2 separate regions of the Mus musculus genome follow, and region 2 is linked to region 1. Evidence: chromatin loops called from intact Hi-C (ENCODE). Cell type or tissue: left cerebral cortex. All regions are shown on one strand. Region 1 overlaps Herc2 (HECT and RLD domain containing E3 ubiquitin protein ligase 2). Region 2 overlaps Herc2 (HECT and RLD domain containing E3 ubiquitin protein ligase 2).

Region 1 (8,000 bases):
ACAGATGGATCTCTGTAACAGTTTGAGGCTATTCTGGTCTACATAGTTCCAGGCCAGCCATAGTAAATAGTAAGACCCTATTAAAAAAAAAGAAAGAAAGAAAGAAAAGAAAAACAAACAAACAAAAAACTCACGAAATCTATAGTATAAACAAATGCAGTAGGAAATACTGTGTTTTCTTTATAAAAATCTTTCTACCTTAATATCAATGGCACAGTATGCAAAATAAGTATTTATAAAAAAAAATTTATATACTATACCTTATCATATCATAGTGTTGTACATACATGTATGTATGTATACAACATGCATGCCTGGTGCCCAGAGAGAACTGTGATGGTTTGTATATTATTGGCCCAGGGAGTGGCACTATATGGACGTGTGGCCTTGTTGGAGTAGGTGTGTCACTGTGGGCATGGGCTTAAGACCCTCACCCTAGCTGCCTGGAAGTTAGTCTTCCACGAGCAGCCCTCAGATGAAGAACTCTCAGCTCCTCCTGCACTATGCCTGCCTGAATGCTGCCATGCTTCCACCTTGATGATAATGGACTGAACTTCTGAACCTGTAAGCCAGCCCTAATTAATGTCGTCCTTTATAAGATTTGCTTTGGTCATGGTATCTGTTCACAGCAGTAAAACCTTAACTAAGTCAAGGACAGATCAAATTATATATAGTTGTAGGCCACCATATGGGTTCAGAGAATGAAATCCAAGTTTCTACAAGAACAAGTGCTCTTAAGCACTTAGAAATCTATCTAGACTAAATGAATTTTAACAGTTCTCAATATCCAAAAATTTCCAAGCCTCTAAAATAAGAATTTTATAAAACAATTTTCTCAGGTCACAAATCAATATGTCACATAAAACATGATTTATTGCTTGCTTGGGTGGTTGTCTTTAGACTGGCTCTCACTATGTACCCCAGGCTAGTCTCCAACTCTTGATCCTATGCCTCAGTCTTCAAAGTGGTATTACAGTCATGCAACACCATGCCAGGTATTTTTTAAGACAGAGTGTAATACTTCCATGCTTCCAAGGCTAGTCAGAAACTGCTATATAATGGAGACCAGCCTTGAACTCATGATTCTCTTGCTATAGAGGGCCCAGAATGTTTATTTGTATTTTAACCAGACAATATCTAACTATATTGCTACGACCAGCTTTGAAGTCCCAGGGTCAAGCAATCTTCCTGCTTTCAGCTTCCAAGGTAACTGTGTCTACAAGAGGCATAATCTTCCAGTGTTTTCAGTATATTCTAAAAACTACCCAACATCACTAGATTGCTATACAATGGTTTATTTAAAAACTGAGAGAAATTTTAACGGAGAAAAGCTAATTATCTCAGCAGCAAAACAGGTAACTTTGCTATGTGTCTGGCAGAACTGTGGGTAAATCTCATAGAAAAGTTCACTGGTTCTTTTAAGAGATGGGAAGAAGTAGTATAGAAGAATCATCGTATAAGACAGACAGGACACGTGGAAGCTACTGACCACAGGGTAAGGGGTATCATCCACATCTTCTACCACCTCCTCGTCTGAATACTCGTCAGATAGTGTTTCTGCATCCGAGAACTCTGTAACCTGGACATCAGAGTGGTCTAGCAGCCACCCAACCAAGGCTTCCACACCTAGGAGCAAAAACACTCAGCTGGCATCAAGACCAATAGCACAATGTCAAACCCACAAGCAAGCAAGCATGGACAAGAAAAAGTTATACCAGGCAAACCAGATGCATTCCCAGAGGTGCCGGTGAGCGACTTCAGAGCAAACTCTATATTTTTCCTTGGAAATCCCATTTCCATGAGCTGCACTACAATAGGCAGAGCAGGGGCTGGGGACTGTCTGCGCTTCTTCGCCCTGGCAAGATGGATGTGCTGTACAGAGACTGGGGTTGTGGCCTCACTGGAGCTGCAGTCTTCACACCCTGGACTTGAAGGATGTGTGGATTCCACAGCCAAACACTGACAGAGAGCCAAAGCAGCAGCCTGGGCAGATAAGGAAGGTTTGTAGATGGTCTTCTATCTAATATCTATCTACTATCTACCATATAAGGAATTGTGAATGACCAACATCTTCTATGAGCTGCATTACAGGAAGCCCCAGATTCATGAGTGAGTCTCAAAATGAACTAATAAAACGTGTTAGAGACAGGAAAGCTAGGTAAGAGAATTGATAGTCAAATAACGCTGCTGACTGCTTCAGTAACTGCTAGTCAATTAGTCACTCACAACTAAGTACACTGAATTAAAACTGTCAAGATTAGACAAGTGTACCTCAAGTTCCTGTTTATCAAATATTGCCTTCACAGGAGATGGCTGAGTGGCTGAGGACAGTAACTGCTGAAGGAGGATCATGGGAGGCTGTGGCCCTTCAGGTGACATATCCCCAAGGTCAGGGGATGCAGCTGCTCCATCATCTGAATTTAAAAGCACAATTTAAACACTCTACTTTTCAACAACCAACATCTCTACTCTAGATAATGCACTGGCTTCCTGTACCATAGCTTACACAGCTAGGCATGAGAGTTCCACCTCACCCCGCAGATTCACAAATCTTTTAAGATGACAACTGCATTAACAGTTGGTGACTAGCAGTCAGGCCCCACAGCCTTGTGTGGGTGTAAGACACCCGTAATCTCCTTTTAAGACCTGATTATTCATATCTCTTGTATATTTTTTCTACTAGAGTATCTTCCTTTCTCTCAAATGTATTTAAAACATTTCTAAGAAAAAGAAAACAATATACCTGTCTGAAGAGTTCCAGTCCCCTGAACCGCGGGCTGAGATAGTATCTGCCTCAGCTTGTCTTGGTGGGAAAGCAGTGCCCGCCCTGCTTTCAGGATGTACAGCTTTAACTGCTGGCTCCGCAGCAGGTCCAAGTCTACTTGCCCTACGGAACAAAGGAACCCAGTAAGAACCTCAGATCCAGCTCAGGCTCTTCTTCACCGACCATGTCATCTCTGCAACATGAAGGCAGTGCCATGACCTTCAGGAGTGAACTGATCACCCACATCAGTGACATATTAGTGTCGTGAAGTAAACTCTTCTGATCCCTAGCTTCTTCCTTCAAAGCTCTAGCTAGCCGTCCTAACGAGCTGAGCAGGAAACGCGAACCACATAAACATACAGTGTCATCATTAAATATTTCCCAAATTTCTGAAACTCTAACCAGACACCAGTAAAACATTTTCTTATTTTCTTACAATAATCCTATGAGGGATTCTCTCAAATGCATCTAGTATAACTGGAGCCATTTCCCTAGAATGAGCTCTCTGGTCCAGTGATGTGAAGCCATGCCACACGTGTCTGACAGCAGACCAAGGAAGCCACCCGAGATGGTCTGTGCAGGGGAGGAATAGCTTTCCCCAGCAGGATATGCAGGAGGCCCAGGAGGCAGCACAGTAAGTGTAGGTTGAGAGAATGAAAACACCTAAATTTGGCCCATCTGGCAGTTGTTTGTTCACCATGATGAAAAAAATGGTGGCAGCTGCAAGAAAGTAGACTGAATTTGAGACAAACAGTTGTTTATATCCACGAGCCTGCCATTCAGAGTTGTGAACTGCAGAATTAAAGGTGTTTACCATCCTAAAAGCTGGAGCAACAATAACAAATATGGGGGAGTATGATCAAAGAGCAGACAGAATGAGGTGGGGGTTATGAGTGAAACCACAACTATTTCAATGGTATAAAAAGCAAGCAAAGAAACAATCTCAGAGATTAGCCAAGGGGCAGGAAAAGGAAAGTCATAAAGGTAGTATTCTAGACCCAAAGGGAAGAAAGCTTTAAGCAAGCTATCCACCATGCACAGAAACAAAGCCAAGAGAATCCAAAGACAAAGGGCTGACACCCATGGTGTCCTAAGCCAGAGATAGACAGAAAGTGAACGCAGTATCCTAAAAGTTTGCTTAAATTAAATTAAACACTGACAGTCAGAAGCACTGAGGTTCCAAATGTAAGGTCAAAGACAAAAACCTAAGAAGTATCTTATATTCCCTATATTATAGACTGATAAGCACTGAATCCACATGAACTCCAAGGTTTCAGCAGTCATATGAATGCACTCTGAGTAAAAGGCAAATGACGCCCGTTCTGACTACTTCACCACGGAGCACTATATACTCACCTGCAAAGGCCGGTTTTGCTGACTTCTTTGTTTTGTGCTTTTCCAATTTGCTTCCAGCAAGATTCACCAACTCAGCCCAGACAGAAAGCATAGGCTCCGTGAAAGGCAAATTGTTCACACTAAAGGCCACAGCAGGGAGCTGATGAGAGAGCACAGAAACCGTCAGAGTTGCTGGTGAGGTTAATGTATAGTCTGAGACGTATTAGAGCATGAACCCTAAATTTAAACACACAAACCCCAAGTCATGTCCATCTGAGAATAATTCTGAAAGATACCTCAGAATGATAAAGGTGTGTGTATATATATATATGTATATATATATATGTATGTATATATATATGATATAATCTATATTAATGTTTTCATAACCAGTTGTCAGTAATACATCAGGGTGACTGTTATAATCTAAGAAATTTTCTGTAAATTCGAAATTTTCTACATGTATTTATTCCTTTAATATAACCAAAACACTTATTTTATTAAAAATTGGTTAAATTGCACTTGGGTTACATCAAAATTATATAAATCTTCTCTACTGTCCCTAAGTCATAAGCTTATGCTACAGCAGCTAGTTAAGATATGGTATTCAACATAATTACAACACATTTTTCTAACTAAAGAAAAAATGTTTTTTTAGAAGTCATTTTTTAGAAATTTATTCAATAAAAATGTTTTAGAAACTCCTAAACTGCTAAAGTTACTGTAGAGAGAATAGCTTATGTATTGTATAGATGCATCACCTGTCAATTAAAAAGCCTATAGCCTATGGCTTAGGCAGGAAAGCGTGATGGTAGATTCAACTGGAAGATGTGACTAGAAAGTGATACGGTTAAGGTATTTGTAAGTGTATTTTGAGTCTGAGTCTTATTTCTGGGAGCACAAGGCTGGGAGGAAGAACTAGGGCCAAACTTCTACAAATTACCTTATAGATTGTTAATCCCTTTTTATGTCTAGGACGTTGAAAGTTCCCTGGCTGTATGCCCCCATGAGTCAGGCCTTTCTTGGGTGTATAAACTAGCACAAGAAGGAAAGAGGTAACTCTCCTGATTCTCATAGCTTCCAAGAAGGCGACATAAAGTAGAGGTTCTTCCAAGTTCTAATGTCACAAGCCAGTTTCACCCCTAATACTATGCACAAGCTATATACCGGTTTGAGCTGATTCAGTGGGCAAACTCGGCACATCCGCATGTCACAGAACTGCACGGTGATTCTGCCCTTCGGAGTGATGCGAGTCACTGTGCCCTCTCCAAACTCATCATGCATGACCTGGCCTCCCAGGCGCAGACGGCCATCAATCCCTCCAATGACAGCGAGGACTGCCATGAGGCCTCCCACTTCAAGGTTCTCAGAGTCTGGGAAGTAATCTTCTAGCTGGGCCTAGTGCAGGAGGGAAGGAAAGAGCAAGTAAGGACGAGGCGCACAGGCCTCCAAACTGCCTGCCTGGCCTTACGAGTCACTTTATCTCACTTACTAGTTATAAATTTATTTTAGGACAGAGTATTTCATTCCACTGTCCCAGGCTTGAAGGCTCAAGCAAACCTTTTTACATGACTGCCTTCTGGATTATAAACTTCTTCAATAATGATTTCCATTAAAATGCCCTTAAATGGTGAAACAAAAACACTTTGTGTTTTAAAAGATAATTTAAAAGCTAAAGTCCCACCGTGCTTATGTGAAAACATGAAACACACCCTTTCTGATGTCTTTCCGGCATAGCTTTGTGTGACAGAGCAAAGCTGGGAGTTAATGTATTTGTTGATGAGGCCATTCCACTGGGTCAGGGAGTGCAGAGTGCGGAGCAGCCCCACCACTTCTTCAGCCAGCGTGCTGCTGTGGGTGGCAGTCAAGGAAGCCTGGGGCCGGGCCCTCCGCTTTCTCAACGTGGATTCTGAAGCAGAGAGAAAAGCTGTGACGCACACTGCTCACTGAACAGAAGAAATGAGTAAAGGCACAGCCACTCACCTCTAAGTAACGGAACATCAGAAGAACAAGTAGTAAGCAAACTGCCCAAGAAGCCAAACAGCTTTTCCACAAGACACTTCATGTCCCGTGCCCTTTCTGTCTTGTCCCATGATGGAAGAACTGCTTGTAGCAAATGAACAGCTAAGATCTGATCAGAGACAACACAAAATGACAATTTTAAAAGACATTACACATTCTTACCTTCTTTCTACTTCCTTTAATAAATTAATGATGTACAACTTGATTCATTATTAATCAAGTTGGTTAATAGGCAGGATTAGCAGGAAATTTCAAATAAATGTAATTTGTTTAAGTGAAAATTGTTCTTTAAACTTAATTCTTGGCAACCACACTACTATTCCAATGGGGCAGAGAGCAAATAAGGCAATAAACTCACTAGCAACTTACAGGACTGCAGTAACCAAGAACCTCAGCAACCTAAGAAGCCAGAACAACTACTCAGTGCTACTCTCCATTCAGCATCAGTAAAGACGCCTGGTTACGAGGTCAGGGGCTTCCGTACTGCCCGGTCTCGCGATGAGCTGGGCTTTGCCAGCAGCACATTACCTGCCTCTGCAGGGAGGCAGCAGTGAACGGTGCGTGGCCTTCCACAACCTTCATGAGCAGTGTGATCCACCTTGGGGAGCTGAGAGCACCACAGGCCTGTGGGGTGAGGGCAATGCTGCGGACGAAGCCCAGTGTACACCAGCTCCGGTGCTGCTCCCGGGCCACCAGTCTGTCTGGAGGAGCTGCCAGAAGAGACAAGACAAGCTCAGGCCAAGTCGAGAAATAAAGCATTAGCACAACCCTCACATCTTACATAACCTGCTAATTCATTTTGGGCAATTGGCTAATTTCCAAGAGGACTATGTGAGAGCAGTAGAGGAAGGTTTTTAACTTAGCTCAACAAACAGTTCACAGCATTTATTTTTAACCTTTGAACTGAATGGAAATCAATTTAGTTAATCTATTTATACAGTTTCAAGGAAATAAAATCTATAATTCTAACATCAGTAATTAAGAATATGCTTCATGTGCCTCAAATGTCCCTATGATCTCATTTTGATCTGTGTGCTAAGATGTCTACTCCACGCTCACGAGCTCTGCACTGGAGGACTGAGAATGGACTTTACTCCGTTCTTTCTTAGGTAGCCAGAGCACATGATCCCTACTTTCACTTCTCTGATGCTGGGATGAGAGAGACATGCTATATTTCCAGTGAGAATGAAGTTTTCTGTTCCTTCTCGCTTCCCAGGACATGTCTATTCCGTCTCAAGCTAGGACATGTAGCCTGATATCTGAGTTCCAACAGGACTCTGCTGGGACCTTCCCAGATCCTACTGCAGCAATAGCAGCACCTTCCTCTGCCCCGTGCTGCCTTCCAACCCTCCAAGCTCACATAAGACATAGGCTCACACACTAACATTCACTCTCATACATTCACATATACTAAAGACTAAATCATAAACTACTCAAACATTCAAACATTCTCTGCCATGGTCACTCACATATACCCACACACTCTCTCCTATACTACCACTGTGATCACTAGTAGAATCAGAATGATATAATCTCCATTCATTACACATATACATATAGAACCTAAGATGCAAGCCCATACTTTTCATGTATATGCATCCCTCTCCCTCATACACATAAAATAAGACATGTTTAAACAACTACTTAGACAAACTCTAACATTCATACATGTCCACTTGCACTCACATCCACCTATGCACAGACATGTGCTCACTTTCTCCCGCATCACCAACCAAGCCTCCTCGCTGTGACACTCAAAATTCTGACCTTAACGCTCCTGTATACTTTTAAAATAGTGCAACCACAGAAATCACTGTCTGACACCAACACAATGCATGTGCTCACTTACATATATATGCACATGCAATCCCTGCTTCCA
Region 2 (8,000 bases), 53 kb before region 1:
CCCAATATTAAGAATTCTGGCATAAATGCCATTTGATCATATAGTATTATTCTTTTGTATACTATTGGATTTGATTTCTTAAGATTTTAAGAATTATTTTCTGAGTCTTGTTTTGATAAAGGTAAAGTCTTTAAAAAAAATAATGAGTTGGGGTATAAGGCTAGCTTGGTGGTTGAAAATTTGCTCAACATCCTTAAGGCCTCCAAACAAAAAGAACAAACAAACAAACAAAAAAATCCAAAATGGGTTTAGTGATACACACCTGCAATGTCAGGAGGCTGGGCAGGAAGATTATAGGTTTGAGGCCAGCCCAAGTAATTTTAAATAGCAAAATCCTGTCTCCCAAAACAAAAAGGTATCATGGAGACTTCTCCTTTCTCTTGAAGGTTTTGAAAAAATTAGGTTACATTACATCACAAATCACCAGCCATTTGGTTTGTGAAATGTATTTTCAAAAAATTAGTTTTTGAGTCTGTGGATTGTTGGGTTTTTGTTTTTGAGTTTGTCCAATTCTTCTAAAAAGTCATCTTTGTTGCTTTAAAGCTGTTTATTAAACTGTGATTTCTGCTGATTGAAACAGGGCCCAGCATGCAGTCCTCAAGTGCCCAGAGTTCACTATGTAACCCACAGGGCAGCCTGGCTAATCATGGGACCTCTATCCTGTCTCAGCCAAGTACCTTATTACAGAAAAACGCAATCACACTTGGTTGCTACTTCTAGGTTTTTTGTTTTCTCTTTTCTGTGGCAGATGTTTTGTTGTTTTAATTTTAAAGATCTATTTTATTTTGGTGGTCCTAGAGACCACCAGGCCTGAGGTAAGTAAGCTGGGAAGATGGTCTTAACCACTAAGCTACATCCCCAGCTTTACTTTGTGATCTTTTGATACCTGCCAATATGCACGAAAATACTTCATCTCCAAAATTCCTGTGACCTGAAATCTCTTCACCATCAGTCTTGATAGAAGTTTTGCTAACTGTGTTTACCTCCAAGAACCAGTCTTCCTCTCTATTTTCCTACTTTCTTCTTTCTGGCTTTTTGTATTAAGGATTCTGACCCTTTTTTCTGTTGAGTAGTCTGTCCTTCCTCCAACAGGAATTCCTATATGATGGTGTATACATCCTGAAGTTATGGTTTTGTACCAGTGTTGCTACTGTCTTTAAAAGACACTCTTCACATTGTAAGTTTCCTTCAAAGTACTGCTTTTGCTAGATCTCACACATGTTAGTAAATCAATTTCACGTTTGTTCTGTTTAAAATTATTTAGCATTTGATTTTTCACTCATTCTTTGATCTATCAGTTTTTCTGATGTTTTAATTGCTTTTCTACCTCTTGGCTAAGATTGAGTATAGAAATGTATTACTTGCTTTCCAAGTATTAGGGGATGATTTTCAGATTTGCTATTGATTTCCAATTTAATTTCCTTGTAGACAAGAGAATAAGCTTTGTATGAGCTTAAATCCTTTTGTTATGTAAAATCTGCTATTTTGCATAGTCTACATTTACATTTGTAGGTGTTCCATGTACACATGAAAGGATTAGTATTTTGTTTGTCACAGTATTCTCAAAATATTAATTAGGTCGTTTGTAGTTACCCAATTTTTAAAGTATTTCATACTTTTTTATCTATTACTAAAGGAAGATATTGAAAACCATGGCCATGGGGATTTGTCTCATTTACCCTTGCAGCTATAGCAGTTCTTACAAGTGTGCCTGTGAAAGGCCCTCAGAGGCCAGTGTTGGATTCCCTGGAACTGGAACTACAATGGTTGTGAGGCACTATGCGAATGCTAGGGATTAAACCTGGCTTTGATCTCTGCAAGAGCAGCCAGTGATTTTAACGGCTGAGCCATCCCTCTAGCTCCATAGTTGGAGCATATTATTTTTTCATCAGTGAGTACTAAGCTTACTACTTGCTCTGTGTTCTTGATGACCTGAAGAAGTACTTCATTATGAAGAAAACACTTTAGTCCCTGTCAATATTCTTTTCTGTGAACAATATTGTATACAATATTAACATAAATATTGTGGGTTTGTTTGTTTGAGACTAGTATTAGCATAGTACTCATTTTTTTTTTACTTTGGTTTATTTTGAGTGTGTACAGTGATCATGCACATGTGTGCGTATGGAGACCAAAGGACAATCTTAGGTGTTGATCCTCAGAGGACATCACCTTTTTGTGAGACAGCATCTCTCACTGACTTGAAACTTGTCCAGTTTGCTGGGCTGACTGGGCCACTGAGCGCCTTAGGGTTCTGACTGTCTCTGCCTCCTTGTATGCCACCATGCCTTTCTTTTTTTTTTTTTTTTTTTTTTTTTTAATTACGGGATCAGGGAGTCAAGCTCAGGCCCCCAAGACAAAACAGACGAAGCCATCTCCCCAGACCAGAGTCTGACTTCTGAGTGCTAAATCATTACACTGATATAAACATACTAGGTGTAAGATCTCACCTTGCTGTTTGTTTTCTAGATGACTACGTTTTCTGATGTCATACCTACTGCATTACTTTATTATAGTTTCTTACTCCTTTAAGTATGCCTTTAATGTGACCCGCTCCGACTCCTTTCGAAATCCTCCTGTCAGTCTACTTTGGTGCTATCTTTATATTCCTCCTCGTGTCTCTTTTGCTTGGGATTCTTTAAGTTACTGCACCTATGAGCTTATAGCTGTCAGTTTGGAGTTTCAGGTATTTTTAAAATCTCTCCTTTTCCTCCTTTAAATGTTCTAACTATGAATACCTTAAATATGGGATTGTCCCATAGTTCACTAGTGCTCTGTCAGCTGTATATTCCTTTTTTCCCTTGGCCTTTTCACTCTGGATATTTTCTATGGTTATGTCTTCCACTTCTCTGGTCTTTTTTTCTACAACATCTATTCAGGCATTAATTCCATAAAATTCATTTTTCCTTTCTGTGAACATATTCTTCATCTTTAAAATTTTGATTTAAATAATTTTTAGGCTCTATTTAACATGCTCAAGCTTTCACTTGTTTATTAACAACATGGTATGTGGTTAAAATAACATTCTATCACTGTGTCATTTCTGAACCAGTTTTGACTGACTAGCTTTTCTCCTCATATAGGTGTATCTCTTGTTTTTCTGCATACGTGCAATTTTTGAGTGGCTACAGATTCATTATAAAGTTTACCTTGATAAGGGTTTATTTATAGTCACAAAAATGATGGAACTTAACAAAATGATGGAACTTTGAGCTCTATTATTTAGAAAAATGGTTTCAGTTTTTAAGTTTTGGAAAAGGAATCATACTAGTAGTGTATGGTTCATTGTTTCTCCTGTTAATGGGCACGTATATATTTATTGGTATGAGTGTTTTGCTTGCATGTAAGTGGACAGTATGTGTGCAGTACTCACAAAGGTCATAACATCCTGGAACTGGAATTACAGATGGTCATCTAAGTCATCTCTCTAGTTTTTTGTTATTCCTTTCTGTATGAGGTTTCTGGGAGCTCTCTCTCTCTTCTCTGTGAGCACCAAGGAATGTTTCTTTCAATCATCTGGCTGTGAGCACCAAGGAACGTTTCTTTCAATCATCTGGCTGCTTTCTTAGGCTTTATATATGACTGCCTTACTGGGTTCCGGTCTCTGGGGTCTCTTTGTCCACACAGCTCTCTCTTCTGTGGTGCTCCGCAGAGTCTACCTCTTTTGACCTCCTTAGATTTCCAGTTCTCTCCTCTCTAAACTACAGGATTTTGTCACCAACTGCCAGGGTCTCTCCTTCCTACTCTATGACTTGGGAACTGTCTGATGATATACTGGAGAAACTTTCTGAACTAGCCGTGTTTGTTTCCTACTTCTAAGGAAATTCTATATTGCTGTCTGATACTCAGTGTCTTTTGGGCTGCTGTATATTTTGTCTGGCGTTTTTTAGTTAATTCTAAGATACATTTCCATTTCTACTTTGGGTAGTAGGTGCAATACATTTTTTTAAAAAACAATTGAGTCTGATTCTTTTGTTTGAAGAATAGTACCTTCTCTATTATTCATCCCATCTGTTCTATACTCATAGTTTTGGACATGTAATAATATCCAAAATGCCAATGTGATTCACTGGACAGGAACAAGATGAACAAAAGGATGCTTAGTATTCATAAAATCTGAAGTAAAAACCTCAAAACTTAATGTTTCCCTCCTAGTACAGGAGTCCTATGGGTAAGCCCATATACAGTGACATGTGAACCAATTTCTGACAAACAAGTCATGAACATTCCTGATCTGAGCAGGTTATTGCACATGTTCTAAACTACAAAGACCAATACAGTGTTTCAGCATTACAGCAAACCAAAGAGATCATTGAAACTGGTGTTTTCACACAATACCTTCTGTTGCCATGTCCCAACTTCCCATCTTCTGCCTCGCCCCAAGAGTAAACTTCGCCTTCTGAAGAGAGAGCAAGGCAATGCTTTCCTCCTGAGTTCACAGCAACTTTCTTAATGAACACATGCTGAATGGACTCCAGTAACGTTGGAGTAGACACTGACTCTGTCCCTCCAATCCCCAGCCTTCCACCAGCACCATAGCCAGTAGCATAGAGCTAAGATGAGAAAGCAGAAATATTCCTGTAGTTACCGCAAAGAATAAGCATTCAATACATTTACACCACAGAGAAAATTTTAACTTAAAGCCCCAAATCACAGGAAATTTTTAAGATGTTATATACTGTTTTGGTTTGGAGAAGTGTTTTCCAAATATCTATGTGTAAAAACTTTGGTTCCTAGGGTAGTGCTACTGAGAGAGAGTAAGATTTTTGAGACGTGAGGCCTTTTAGAAGAAAATCCTATGAGTTACCAGTGGCACAACCACAAAGACATAACTGGAGGACTGTGTTCCCTTCTCCCAACCAGTCCTGTACCCTGATTTCCAATTATAAGGATACAGCTCCCTTCCTCTTATCCAAAAGGAAAAAAAATATAAGCATGCAAATTGAAAAGGAATAAAAATTATAGATTATGGCTATCTGCAGAGATCCATGAGGTGCATTACAAAAAAATAAGACTGACAGGCAGTGTTTTAATTTTTAAAAGTAATACAGTTAATGGATGTAGTGTACTTCAAAATAAAAAAAAAGTAGTTAAAATATATCTAAATATTATACAGAAATGGCGCTACCATAATCATTCTTCAGATAGTACTTTAATAAAGTCCTTACACATACAAGAATCAAAAACAGCTTGTCACAACTTTTTCAACCCTAATGAAGCATATCTCTGTCTCTCTCTGTCTCTCTGTCACACACACACACACACACACACACACACACACACACACACACACACACACACACACACTGTACCCTTACCTTCCCATCAGCTGTCACAGCAAATAGTGTCTGCTCTCCTCCAATTAACTGCACAGGTCTGAGAGTCGCAAGTGCTTCACATGGAGTGGGAACTTTTACTTTTGCACCTTCAATTCCTCCAAGCTGTCCCCTATGATTATGCCCCCACCCATAAATGGTTCCACTACCACCAGCAGAAAGAGTCCAGTCATCTGGTCGCCTATAGCAAACATTAAAAGAAGATTTGATGTAAAGAACTTTGTGTAAAATCACTTATGTACAGCACTGTCTCTTAGTTCCGAAATAATACCTGTTCATCCACTGCACAAGTTGCTCATCTTGCTCTCTTTTAAAGATGCTGTGGCTTTCATGGAGAACATCCATACTTTCACTGTCTGCCATTAATTCACGAATCTTCTTAGCAACCTATGGAACATTATTATGAAATAATGAGTCAAACAAATAAGTTGGATGTGGTGATCCACACTTGCAATCCTAGCAAGGACAGCCTGGGCTACAGATCAGCCCAAGATACAGTGTGAGACCTGACTTACTCTTTGTCCTTGCAAAAGAAGAAAATCAGTTACAGTAAGAAGACAGGGGAATCTTTAAATGGTAATATGAAGTTACACCAACATCAACATGATTTTATACTTAGTACAAAAAAAATCAGTTTTATCATGTCAACTTTTAGATGGTAAAAAAAGAAAAGTCTATACCATATCACTATATCTTGGTTACTTTGCTGAAAATTAATGTTAATTGAAATTTACATGTTATAGTACCTGTTTTTATCTATAAGCTTCTTTATGGTAGGTATTGCTTAGCAAAACTTTGTCTTTATACATTGGCATCTTTTTCATCATACAGCTCAAAAGGAATTCCAAAAATTAGTTAATTAACACACACATACACACACATTACCTCATCAAGAAACAGACGAGGCAATGGTGTTCTTTTGTCCAGGGCCACAGCAACTCGGGAGGCCATGCAGTATCTTCGGAACCAAGCCCATTTATGGGTCTCTGCGCAGCAAGGGAGTGTGTCTAATTCCAGGTCACAAGCAAGAGCTACTAGCACCTGCAGTCAGCAAAAAATTGGAAACATGGGGAGTCTTAGAAACAAAGCTAATATTTGAGAGAAGGCCACTGGCTACCATCCTGAGCTATGAGAACCCTTGCTCCCAAGCTCCTCACTTTCTCAGAGTGAGTTTCTAGGAAGACAACAGCTTCAGAAGACACAGGGACTCAGACCAACAACAGTTAGGGCATCCACATCATACAATAACTAAGAACATCTGTGTATTTCAAAGCATGCTTTATATATATGCCTCTGGAATAAAGGCTTTGATCACATAACCACTTTCTGAGACATACTTCATACAGCCCTTCAGTGACACTAAGATCTGCTCCCAAATAGGTCTATGGCACAACACCTCCCATAACAGCTCTCAGTGGCTCTCCTACCCAAAGAGCTAGACAGGACCACTTTAAATATAAGTAAATACTACCTTAAAGAATGGACTATGGAGCAGCTGTTTGCCACCTCTCACAATAGGATCTTCATACTCAAACTGCCTCTGCAAAGCTTCTGGAAGGCCTTTCACCAAAGCAGCAAGGGCACTGCCTGTAAAACTCTTAAAAACAGCAAAACAATATTGAATTTCAGAAATCCAGAATGCAAGTGAGCCTCAGGGTTTTTTTGTTGCTATAAGTAAAGGAGTTTATATCCCCTAAAAAAAGGAAACGAGTATTTAAATTCTCAACTTGGGAAAGGGTGTGTCTATAGCGCAAAGAAAGTATCAACTTTCAGAATGTTTGGTCTTAGTTTTAGTTAGCCCCTCCCAGGGAACTTCCCTCTCTGGCGTACAAATCCAGCTCATCTCCAGTGGTTACAAAAAACTGGAATGGAATGTTCTCATTATAACACAATAAAAGGGATATGGCCAATGAGGCTTGTAAAATCTAACACAGACCTATATTCACAGGGGTCAATACACAGACTTTAAAAATTAGCCCAGCCTGAACTTAGCATATTCAGCAGCAAGGAAAAAAGAAAAAGGTCTAGATGTGACAAAGCTGCTTGATAGGTAGGCAGAATTCCCAATTCTCCAGGCTGGTTTAGAGGTTTTAATGATTATAGCAGCACATTTATCCTGAAAGGGTCATAGGTCTAGAAACCCTAATGCTTCATACCAAAGCTCTGGATTCCCCATCATTTTCTCCCAGCAGCCTGTTTATGTTAATTGACTGCCCAAATTCTGTGGTGAGCAGTCTCCTCAGTCTCTGAAGAGCCCACATTCTGTGGCTGGCAGCTGAAACAACACACAGGCAAAGTTTAGAATCTGGACTACCTTTGTCAAGTTAAGTATACAGACACGATGACCATGGACATCCCACTAACCTAGGGCGCTCAGCTGAGCACACGCAGCCAGAGAGGCAGCAAGGCGAGGGACGATGCTTCTGTTGGAGGTGAGATTGAGTCGGAAGTCCAAGAGACAGGTCACCAGGTCCATGGATGGACATGAGAGGACACAGCGATCCGAGAGGAGGTCCTTAGGGCCTGTGAAGAAGTCCTGCAAATGTCCCTATGTGATATGGTGGGGACCACCTCCTATGGACAAACTCACAACTCAACTCCCACTGGAACACAGAGTAAGGGAAGAACACAGCACTGCTATCCTAGAAGTCAAGCTTTTTGCTA

What was found. Peaks named below come from ENCODE experiments on the same cell type or tissue, not always from the same donor. Only the 100,000 strongest peaks of a DNase experiment are listed, where the experiment ranks them.
Region 2: it touches region 1 in a loop (2.3-fold over the local background); 4 of 42 quality-filtered maps call a loop at or near these places.

What each region holds. Positions count from the first base shown.
Region 1 is chr7:56,151,274-56,159,273 of GRCm38, reverse strand. Herc2 (HECT and RLD domain containing E3 ubiquitin protein ligase 2) reads right to left here. Exons shown (of 93, transcript NM_010418.2): 39 at 6,650-6,831; 40 at 6,083-6,230; 41 at 5,812-6,008; 42 at 5,267-5,497; 43 at 4,121-4,259; 44 at 2,744-2,887; 45 at 2,272-2,414; 46 at 1,716-1,983; 47 at 1,490-1,626. Among named protein-coding and RNA genes, the nearest start is that of Oca2, 84 kb to the left of the region's middle. In left cerebral cortex, no CTCF peak of the experiment used is centred here; DNase peaks (open chromatin) are centred at 2,568 and 3,395.
Region 2 is chr7:56,204,245-56,212,244 of GRCm38, reverse strand. It overlaps Herc2 (HECT and RLD domain containing E3 ubiquitin protein ligase 2), which reads right to left. Exons shown (of 93, transcript NM_010418.2): 73 at 7,701-7,859; 74 at 7,493-7,611; 75 at 6,808-6,933; 76 at 6,222-6,377; 77 at 5,608-5,723; 78 at 5,319-5,517; 79 at 4,339-4,553. Among named protein-coding and RNA genes, the nearest start is that of Oca2, 32 kb to the left of the region's middle. In left cerebral cortex, no CTCF peak of the experiment used is centred here; no DNase peak of the experiment used is centred here.